Regions from separate parts of the Homo sapiens genome. Here region 1 is linked to region 2. Evidence: read pairs that join two places in POLR2A ChIA-PET (ENCODE). Cell type or tissue: GM12878. All regions are shown on one strand. Region 1 overlaps LCOR (ligand dependent nuclear receptor corepressor). Region 2 overlaps LCOR (ligand dependent nuclear receptor corepressor).

Region 1 (5,000 bases), 130 kb after region 2:
CAACATGGTGAAACCCCGTCTCTACTAAAACTACAAAAATTAGCCAAGTGTGGTGGTGCATGCCTGTAATCCCAGCTACTCAGGAGGCTGAGGCAGGAGAATCACTTGAAACAAGGAGGCGGAGGTTGCAGTGAGCTGAGAGCACACCACTGCACTCCAGCCTGAGCAACAGAGTGAGACTCCATCACAAAAAAAAAAAAAAACAGAAAAAGAAAACATATTACTTCGGCTGGGCATGGTGGCTTACATCTCTAATCCCAGCACTCTGGGAGGCTGAGGTGGGCAGATCACTTGAGGTCAGGAGTATGAGACCAGCCTGGCCAACATGGTGAAACCCCATCTCTCCTAAAAATACAAAAATTAGCCGGGCATGTGGTGGTGGGTGCCTGTAATCCCAGCTACCTGGGAGGCTGAGGCAGGAGAATTGCTTGAACCCAGGAGGCAGAGGTTGCAGTGAGCTGAGATCATGCCACTACACTCCAGCCTGGGCCACAAGGGCAAAACTCTGTTTCAAAAAAAAAAAAAAGAAAAGAAAAGAAAGAAAACATATTACTAAACTTTAAAAAAGATACTTGTGATATTCTGAAATACATATTTGGTCTTGGACCCTCTTTAACTCCTAAAATCCTTAGAGACTACAAAGTGTTGTCTTTTTGTACACCAATGAGTTGACGGGGGCTGGCAATTCCTAGGTAGCTTGAGGATAGGAGCTGGCCACCAGGAAGACCAAGACAGGATTAGAGGGTTGAGACTTGCAACCCACCTTCCAAACTCTGGAGAAGGGAAAAGGGCTGAAGGTTAAGTTGATCACCAATGGCCAATAGTTTACCAATCATGCCTACGTGGCTGGACTTGGTGATGCATGCCTGTAATCCCAGCACTTTGGGAGGCTGAGGCGGGCGGATCACCTGAGGTCAGGAGTTTGAGACCAGCCTGGGTAATATGGTGAAACCCCATCTCTTCAAAAAATAGAAAAATTGGCCGAGGATGGTGGTGCATACCTATAGTCCCAGCTACAAAGGAGGCTGAGGTGGGAGGACTGCTTCAGATCGAGGCTGCAGTGAGCCAAGGTTATGCCACAGCACTCCAGCCTGGGCAACAAAGTGAGACGCTATCTCAAAAACAAAGAAAAGAAAAAAAAATCATGTCTATGTAACGAAGCCTCCCATAAAAACTTAAAAGGACTGGGTTTGGAGAGCTTCCAAATACCTGAACATGTGGAGGCTCCTGGAGAGTAGTGTGCCCAGGGAGGGCATGAAAGCTCTGTGCCCCTTCCTCCATGCCTTGCCCTATGCATCTCTTCACCTGTATCTTTGTAATATCATTTATAATAAACCAGTAACTGTAAATAAGTGCTTCCCTGAGTTTTGTGGGCTACTCTAGCAAAGTAATCAAATGCAAAGAGGGAGTTATGGGAACCCCAACTTGAAGACAGCCATTAAGAAGTTCCAGAAGCCCAGACTTAAGATTGCTGTCTGAAGGAGGAGGGTCAGTCTTAGAGATGGAGACCTTACATGTGGGATCTGATGGTATCTCCAGGTAGATAGTGTTGGAATTGAGTTAGAAGACACCTACCTTGGTTGGGCGCAGTGACTCACACCTGCAATCCCAGCACTTTGGGAGGCCAAAGTAGGCAGATCACTCAAGACCAGCCTGGCCAACATGGCGAAACCCCATCTGTACTAAAAATACAAAAATTAGCCGGGTGTGATGGCACACATCTGTAACCCCAGCTACTCAGGCACCTGAGGCAGGAGAATCACTTGAACCCAGGAGGTGGAGGATGCAGTGAGCTGTGATCATGCCACTGAACTCCAGCCTGGGTGACAGAGTGAGACACCCTGTCTCAAAAAAAAAGAAAGAGAAAAGAGAAGAGAAGAGACTCACCTAGTGTCCACTGCAGAATTGAATGCCTGCTTATTGGTGGGGGAAAAAACCCACGTTTGGTCACAGAACTGTTCTGTGTTGAAGATTGTGATTATTGTAATATGGTGTGAGCAGAGGAAAAACAGATTTTGTTTTCCCACACTCACACTACCACTGTCAAAAATATTTATAAGTGTTAGAAGAAGCTTACTGCATTCATCACTACGAACTTATGACATTTTCTTTACTTACTGTTATTTCATTTTAGTGAATTTTAGTGGGGCTGGAAGGGAAAGCATATGTATTTAAAAGTACTTGCATAGGTCTCCTAAATCTGTTTTTCCAGTAGTCTTAGGTTCCTCAAAAATGAATTTGTCACACCACAAAGGTTCTGAACAAAATTACAGAACAAGAAGATACCCACTTTCTATAAATTAGAAACCAAAAGAATATTCATTACGTTTTTTTCAAAGTCCAGCCAACCTTAAAGGTGTTATCCAACTCTGTTTGCTGAAAATGAACTAGAACCCAGAAATATCGTTCAAGTTATTAACTTTTTGCTTAGACTCACCAAAATACTAACTGTCCTTACCTCAACAGCTAACTGCCCCAAACATACTCTTTCTTTTATACTCAGGATATTGGCATGTATTTACTGTAGGCGTTTCACTTTATTTCTTCTATTAGTTTTCACACATGACTGCTGAGTAGGACACACTAAGAAATGTTTAGCTGTCCATCAACTAGGAACACAGGTTCAGCTAAACTGTAACTATAGACTAAAATGTAAAGTTCCATAAATATAACCAACCACAAAGTAACATCACATTTTCTGAAGATATCCACCGGGAAAACTTATGGTCAGCATTTTATTTCAAAACGATGGACTTACCCAAAATTAAATTTCAGCATGTGCCAAATATAGTCTGTATTAGCTTTCTAGGACTGCTGGAACACACTACCACAAACTGGGTAACTGGCTGAAAACAACATTGCGATTCTAGAGGCTAGAAGTCAGAAACCAAGGTATTGGCATGGCCATGCTCCCTCCAAAGGCTCTAGAAAAGAATCCTTCCTTGTTTCTTCCTAGCTTCCGGTGGTTGCCAGCAATCCTTGGCAATCCTTGGCATTCCTTGGCTTGTGGCAGTGTAACTCTAATCCCTGCCTCCATCTTCCGTGTCTGTATCCTCATTTCCCCCTTCTTCTGGAGTTATCACTTGTTGGATTAGGGGCCACCCTAATATAGTATGACTTCATCTTAATTTTAACTGCAAAGACCTTATGTATAAATAAGCTAAAATTCACAGGCACTGGAGGTTAAGACTTCATTGTATCTTTTTGGGGGACACAATTCAACCCACCACATGGCCCAAGTCAGTCAATTTCTTCAAAATTAGATCTAGATTCATGGTTAGAATATTTATCAATTTTTGCCTAACCTATATCCATTTCTGTTAGATAACAGCATCCAATTTTCATTTGAAGAACCACTCTTCTCCTTCAAGCCCTTAAGTGAAGGCTGATCTTAAGCCCCTCTCCAAAAGCGGGCACTTGTCCCTGGTCAAGTCAGAGAACCACACTCCACTGGCCATACTGACTGGCTCAGGGATGGGCCACATGACCCAGGCCTGGCCAATGTCCTTCTATCCACTCAGTTTGGCTGGTACTATACAGAAAGAGACACATCAGGCCAGGTGCCGCAGCTCATGCCAGTAGTCCCACCACTTTCGGAAGCCAAGAGTGGACTGCTTGAGTTCAGGAGTTTGATACCAGCCTGGGCAACATGGCAAAACCCCTTCTCTACTAAAAATACAAAAAATTAGCCAGGTTTGGTAGCACACGCCTGTGGTGCCAGCTACTCAAGAGGCTGAGGCACGAGAATTACTTTAACCTAGAAGCCAGAGTTTGGAGTAAGCCAAGATCACACCACTGCACTCCAGCCTGGGCGACAGAGCGAGACTCGGTCTCAAAAAAAGGAAAGAGACACATGCCTCCTTCTGGGATTCTGGACTTTAAGAATGATACAAGTCTAGGCTGGGCGCGGTGGCTCGCACCTATAATCCTAGCACTTTGGGAGGCTGAGGCAAGTGGATCACCTGAGGTCAAGAGTTCGAGACCAGCCTGGCCAACATGGTGAAACTCCATCTCTACTAAAAATACAAAAAAATTAGCCAGATGTGGTGGCAGGCGCCTGTAATCCCAGCTACTTGGGAGGCTGAGGCAGGAGAATTGCTTGAACCCGGGACGCTAAGGTTGCAGTGAGCCGAGATTGTGCCATTGCACTCCAGCCGGGCAACAGATGCCACTGACCATCTTTACCATCATACCTGCCAAAGAACAAAGCCAAAAGTACAACAAAATGCTTACCGATGGAAAGAAGGAAACATTCCTGATGATATCAGTTAAAACTCCTGGATCCTGTCATGTTAGAACCTCATTTTATGCTCTGAACTTCCGAGTTCATAAACCCACAAAATGACCTTTTTGACTTAAACTAACCTGAGTTGGGTTTCTATCATTTGCAATACAAAGTGTCCTGATAAAAGCACAATACTGCAATGTGCCGTATGGTTGAGAAAAGAACCTCACTTTTTTAAGGTTACTTTCTCAAATTTAGCAAAGGACAGGGAGAGCCAGTAGAGAAAGAATAATTTGTATCTGTGTAATGGACACAGATGGCCCTATCCACCAGGCCATCTGCCAGGCAGGGTTCTGGAATCTAAGTTACAAATTCATTCATGCTTGTTAAAAGTACGGATCTGTGAGGTCCTGATAGCAAAATATAAACAATATTAGAAACTCCCAGAGTTATTTTAAAAAAACAAAAAACCCTAAGTATCCAAACATTCATAAAGTTTTCCCCTCCCTAATGACACTCCACATTATGATCATCCCCAAAAGTAATGACAAGCCTAATTACTAAATGCTAGCCAGAATGGTGACAATCATATTGAATATCTCTTTCTGACCACAGCACCACTGTGAGGAAACTCATGATAGTCTCACCCTTTATTATGCCTACAATTATTTATGGTTGGTTTGTTTCTCTAGCAAACTGTGTCACACACATAGTATGTCAGTAAGTAACCCTGTAGTTCTGGAAGGATCATGAACATTTTATACTCACAATCTAA
Region 2 (5,000 bases):
AAAGTAATACTAAGAATTCAAAATGATAATTGTTTCAAAACAACTAAAACGATCAGTGATTTGGGGCCACTGACAAAAATTTTTCACTGACAGGACATTGAATCACATTAAAAAAAAACCAGCATAGAAACTCATACTTGGGTTGGTGCGGTGGCTCACTTGTAATCCCAGCACTTTGGGAGGCTGAGGTGGGAGCACTGCTTGAGGCCAGGAGTTTCAGATCAGCCTCGGCAACATAGCGTAACCTCGTCTCTATTAAAAAAAAAAAAAAAAAAAAAAAATATATATATATATATATATATCCTTATCCTTGAGTTTTTGGAAAAGGAGGAAGACTATAATAGCTTTTCAGTCATACTCTGGTTATAACTCCAATTTTTTAAATCAATATTAAAGCACTTCAAAAGCCTCTATGTTTTATTTGTTGGCTTACCTTTAATAAAATTATTTTGAAAGTATGTGGCTGAAAAGGTATCAGTACCAAAATATTATATAAGAATAAACAAAGCTTTGGGATTGTGATCAGACTTTGTTTCTACTCTGTGAAAAAACATTTTCCATATCTAAATGTGACATTCAGAGGACTAAAAGTCCAACTAAAGTAGTCTCAACTAATTTTACCAGAAACAAAATCTTGGCTTACTTTAATAAACAAGAAATAAAGCCAGAGTCAGTTCTGTGTGAGTGAAATGAGAGGCCCAGGCCACATAATTTTAGAACTCTGAATCCCTATTTGCTCATGGGTTCCGGCTCGATACGGTAAGGTGGCCTCATTTTGGCTACTGTGATGGTTTTTTTTAAGAAGATGGAATGCTAAGGTTGCTCAAGTTTAAGGGGATAGTAGTGCATATCGATATAACATGTCTCCTTTGAAAAGAAAAAATGGAGACAAGGAAAATGAGAAGTAAAGAAGAACAGAGAGAAAAGGGCAGAAGAGAGAAGGAAAATCAAGAATATTTGTTCCTGAAAAGGATGACTTTCTCAAGCAGGGATCAGCAGATGTTTTCTGAAGGTCCAGATAGTATCTTAGGCTGTAAGGGCCACACGGGTCTCTGCCGCAGCTACTCAACTCTGCTCTTGCAGTGCGAAAGCAGCCGCAGACAGAACTTAAGAAAATGGGTGTGGCTATATTCCAAACACATTTTATTTACACAAACAAGCGACCAGCCCACAGTTGGCAGACCCTTGACAGATCATCTGGAATCCGAAAGGCAGTCTGCACAGAACTTGCTGATAGTAACACTACAGCATCTCCAGCTTGTATCACATAGCATGCTATATTTTCCTACTTGGCTCTTAGGTCCACTAATCAACAGGAATGCTGCCCATAAATGTGAATGACAGCTCCCACCCTCATGACCGAACCCATTACAAAGCAGGAAAAGAGGCCAAACCTCAATTCAAAGTAATTATCTTGAAGTGATGCCTTTTACTGATGACCTATCTGAACAGTGAGAAATTCACCTGCATAGTATGTGATGCATAGAGATCCCATTAGAAAGCACCACATATGTAAAGGGATGACTAAGGGCACCTCTTCTATCCATACGATTTTAGGAACAATACAGCAGGAGACTCACAGCCTAAGATTATCATTTTAGATAAGGCTGCACAGAAGTCTTTAACAAGGAATCCAAGGGGCTAGTGACTGGTGACTTACAGAAACTGACAGCATTCCTATGAAGGAAGCCTCAGGAGCAGAATAAAGGTTCACAACCTTCCTGCTGTGCTGCAAGATTGTTACCTGTCTGAGGAAGTGCTAGGGGTGAGGCTCAGGACCCCAAGTGAGGGAGTGGTCTCCTGCATGTCCATCTATAGCAGGGAGTCTCGTAGGATAGAAGATGGGTGTCCTGAAGAGGGCCCTCCTCTACGGGAGCTATGGCAGAGCTTCAGTGATTGCTTCCCAGGCATCTTCCAGCTTCTCCAGAAACTCAGAGAATACCAGTGTCCTTTGGTCATCAACTTCAGCCCCAAGACTGGAACAGTCATTTCACTGAGTGTACACCCAGGAGAATTCCTTTCTGATTTGGATCGGAATGTGGGATGGACTGCTTTTGCATCTGGTGTGGTAAGCCATTCTTGAAGATGGCTCTGGGAAGAAGGTTTTTGCAAGGTAGGGAAAACAATAGCAGACTTGAGTCAATACCACACCTGAGCTTGGAGGTATCTGGGAAACTGCTTTGCCAGTACCTGCTGTAGGTATCAAAGGGCCTTGCAGGATTAGCCCTCAAGTTTTGCTGTTTTCTTTCTTCTATTAACAAAATTAACTGAATCAGCAAAAATGAGATTCAACAAATATAAAAAATTCTAAACTTTTAAGTGTCATAATTATGTAGACTCTTGGTCTATTTAAATGTCCTTATTATAAAGTATAAGTTGATTTTAAAGATGATCCATTGCATTGTTAGGTATATAAAATACATACATACACATTAACACCTTTTCTCACACACAGCCTAGAATGGGAAAGAAGGCTATTATCTTTAACTGAGCTTTTAAAAATGAAAAAGAACTTAGAAAAGGAATGGAATGAATTACAAACTTGGAACTGGAAAAGTTCCACCCACTTACTACCTTACACCTCTCCCTAACCTAATCCAAGCACCTTACAAGGTAGTCGGTATGCAGCCAACGGGGCACCTCTTCTGTACAGGAATCAGCATGCCTGACATTGGCAAACATCAGCTGTTTAAGTCACCACAAACACAATATCCAGTGACAACTATATGAAAAGACATTTTTAAAACCTTAAAACCATTTTTTAAGATTAAATGAACCTATTCAAAACACATTAATGCCTCTGTGCAACTTAATGCTGAGAAAGGGTTGCCAACATACACACTCAGCAGTTTTATTAATGTAGGTAGCTCTTGAATGGCCAAAGTCAAAGATACTAAAAAGAAAAAGACTCATCAGATAGAGAAGACATGAAAAAAAATCAGGGCTTCATAAGACAGCAAGCTTCTCTAGCTATGAAATTCAACACAATTCTAAATTTCTCACAAATCAAATACTTTTCTCCAGTCTTATCCAATCATCAGAAGTTCCCATGATATACAGCAAACCTTTAACAGAATGGGTAGAAGGCCTGTATTATCATGATTTGCATGAAAAAAGTCCATCTGGGCTTATCTAAAGAGATCTGAAACAACCTAAATGGAAAATTTTCAAATAAAAAGGACAGGGCAGCAGCTGTCCATACAAGCTGATTTTGGTGACAGAACCGGTTAAGGAAGCTGACTGAGGCTTCAACAACCAAGCCTTTTTTTGTAGAGCGGCCCAATGGAAAAGTCAAGTACACGCTGCACTATAATAATGGAGCAAGGTCACAGGCACTAGGTTGAAGCCAATGCGCCTGTCTCAGGCTTCACCTGGGAAAGGCAAACAAAGTCATTAAAACATTGTGGCTCTCACTTCTGAGACACGGAATAGAGCCTGACATGACATGGCAGGAGTGATACTACAAGCATTTAACTACTAGGATGGTGTTAATCAATCAGAATGAACGTCTACTCCAACAAGTACATTCACATTGGAGCATACAGCTGAACATCAGCTCTGGGTGTAGGGGGTGTGTGGGCTCTTCACAGATGCTGGAGCTGCTTCCTCCAACTGCAAGGCTGCTCTAACCTTTACATAACTCCATGCTGTTTTAGATCTTTCTGAGTCTGGTACCAAAGTGGTATTGGGGATGCTCACAGAGACACTGGGCTACTTTTAAACCATCTGTCCTTTGCTAATTACTCAACTCAGGGACACCCAAGCACACTGCATAGGGAAAAAATTTTACTGTAAAATTGGGATTGGGAGACATTTGTGGCTGATAACCACATGCAAATGCACCCAAACACACATGGACATACATATTCTTAAACCTTTCTATTACTGGAAATAATAGTTCGGCTTTCTTTGAATATGGAAGTACTCTGGGTAAGAAAGAAAATAAGAGTCATTTTCATCCTAATCATCAAATTACAGCTACAAGATGGAAAAAAAAAATCCTAGGCTTTTTCCTCCCGAAGTAGGATGGAAGCCTTGCAGGAGTGCTAGCAAGACCAGAAATGAAGAAGATGGTGAGAATTAGTAATACAGTTTGGGGATGCAAATGATTTTTTAGAGTTTGTAAACAAAAATTAACACTTGTGACATATCTCTTGTCCCATGGGCACATAATTTAGAATACATGCTCTCAAATGACAAAACATCAAAGGTGAGAGGAGGGACCAACAATGAACATGATCTTTTTTAAAAGGGGGTAACAGAAATAGTAATCTTTTATAATTATAAATCCTCTGCATACCATAAAATGATTTGGTTTAGCTTTCAAACATCATCTAAACAAACAAACAAGACAGAGAGGGAAGTTCACTGCTGGGGTTTGCAAAGAAGGGCATCTGTTCGTGGGCAGATGCTGCAGGGTGGCTGCTGAAAAGCTCCTTTTATGTGCATGATGGTGGTCTTCTCGGCTACAGTACAAGTGCTTGTGCATCAAGTATAAAATACAAGCCTTTAATCACATAGATCAGCTTTTTAGCTTTTGTAAATTTAAAAACAAAAAGGATAAATAAGGCACTGTACTTTTAAAAACGAAAACTGCTTGGTTCCAAGTTTAAAACCCAAGGAACAACCAGAATATAATATATAACTTCCCTTAGCCTCAGAGAAGGACTCTGCAAGTTCCCTTCTCCATCTGAGATGCATTTTCTGACATCTCAAATTACGGTGTTCTCCATTAACTGTAAATTTGAAAGGCTTGATAAGCTTATAAAAGCAGATTTAGTTAATGCAAAATAAAAGGTTACTTCTATAGAACAGTTTTACTCTTGGCTACCATCTTTCCAATCACTTTGCATCCAGCCGCCTCCGTTTGCTGTGCGAACAGTCCAGCTTTGCCTTCAGCTTTCGCTTTCTCTGAGCTGCACTGCTCTCTGGGGTTTTCGTTGAGGGTCTGGCCCGAGTCTTTCCACTACTCTGCTTCCTATTCGTGGCTTTCTGAGGCC

Evidence for each region. ChIA-PET counts read pairs that join two places held together with the same protein. Peaks named below come from ENCODE experiments on the same cell type or tissue, not always from the same donor. Only the 100,000 strongest peaks of a DNase experiment are listed, where the experiment ranks them.
Region 1: POLR2A ChIA-PET joins it to region 2 with 5 read pairs; 2 of 35 experiments call an interaction of 5 or more read pairs at or near these places.

The regions. Positions count from the first base shown.
Region 1 is chr10:96,858,410-96,863,409 of GRCh38, reverse strand. All of the region lies in intron 2 of LCOR (ligand dependent nuclear receptor corepressor), which reads right to left. Among named protein-coding and RNA genes, the nearest start is that of LCOR, 29 kb to the right of the region's middle. In GM12878, no CTCF peak of the experiment used is centred here; a DNase peak (open chromatin) is centred at 2,425; H3K4me3 peaks cover 354 bases; H3K27ac peaks cover 1,226 bases.
Region 2 is chr10:96,984,977-96,989,976 of GRCh38, reverse strand. LCOR (ligand dependent nuclear receptor corepressor) reads right to left here. Exons shown (of 8, transcript NM_001346516.2): 8 at 1-5,000. The coding sequence ends at 4,843. Among named protein-coding and RNA genes, the nearest start is that of SLIT1-AS1, 120 kb to the left of the region's middle. RefSeq lists an enhancer at 4,732-5,000. In GM12878, no CTCF peak of the experiment used is centred here; no DNase peak of the experiment used is centred here; H3K4me3 peaks cover 371 bases; H3K27ac peaks cover 437 bases.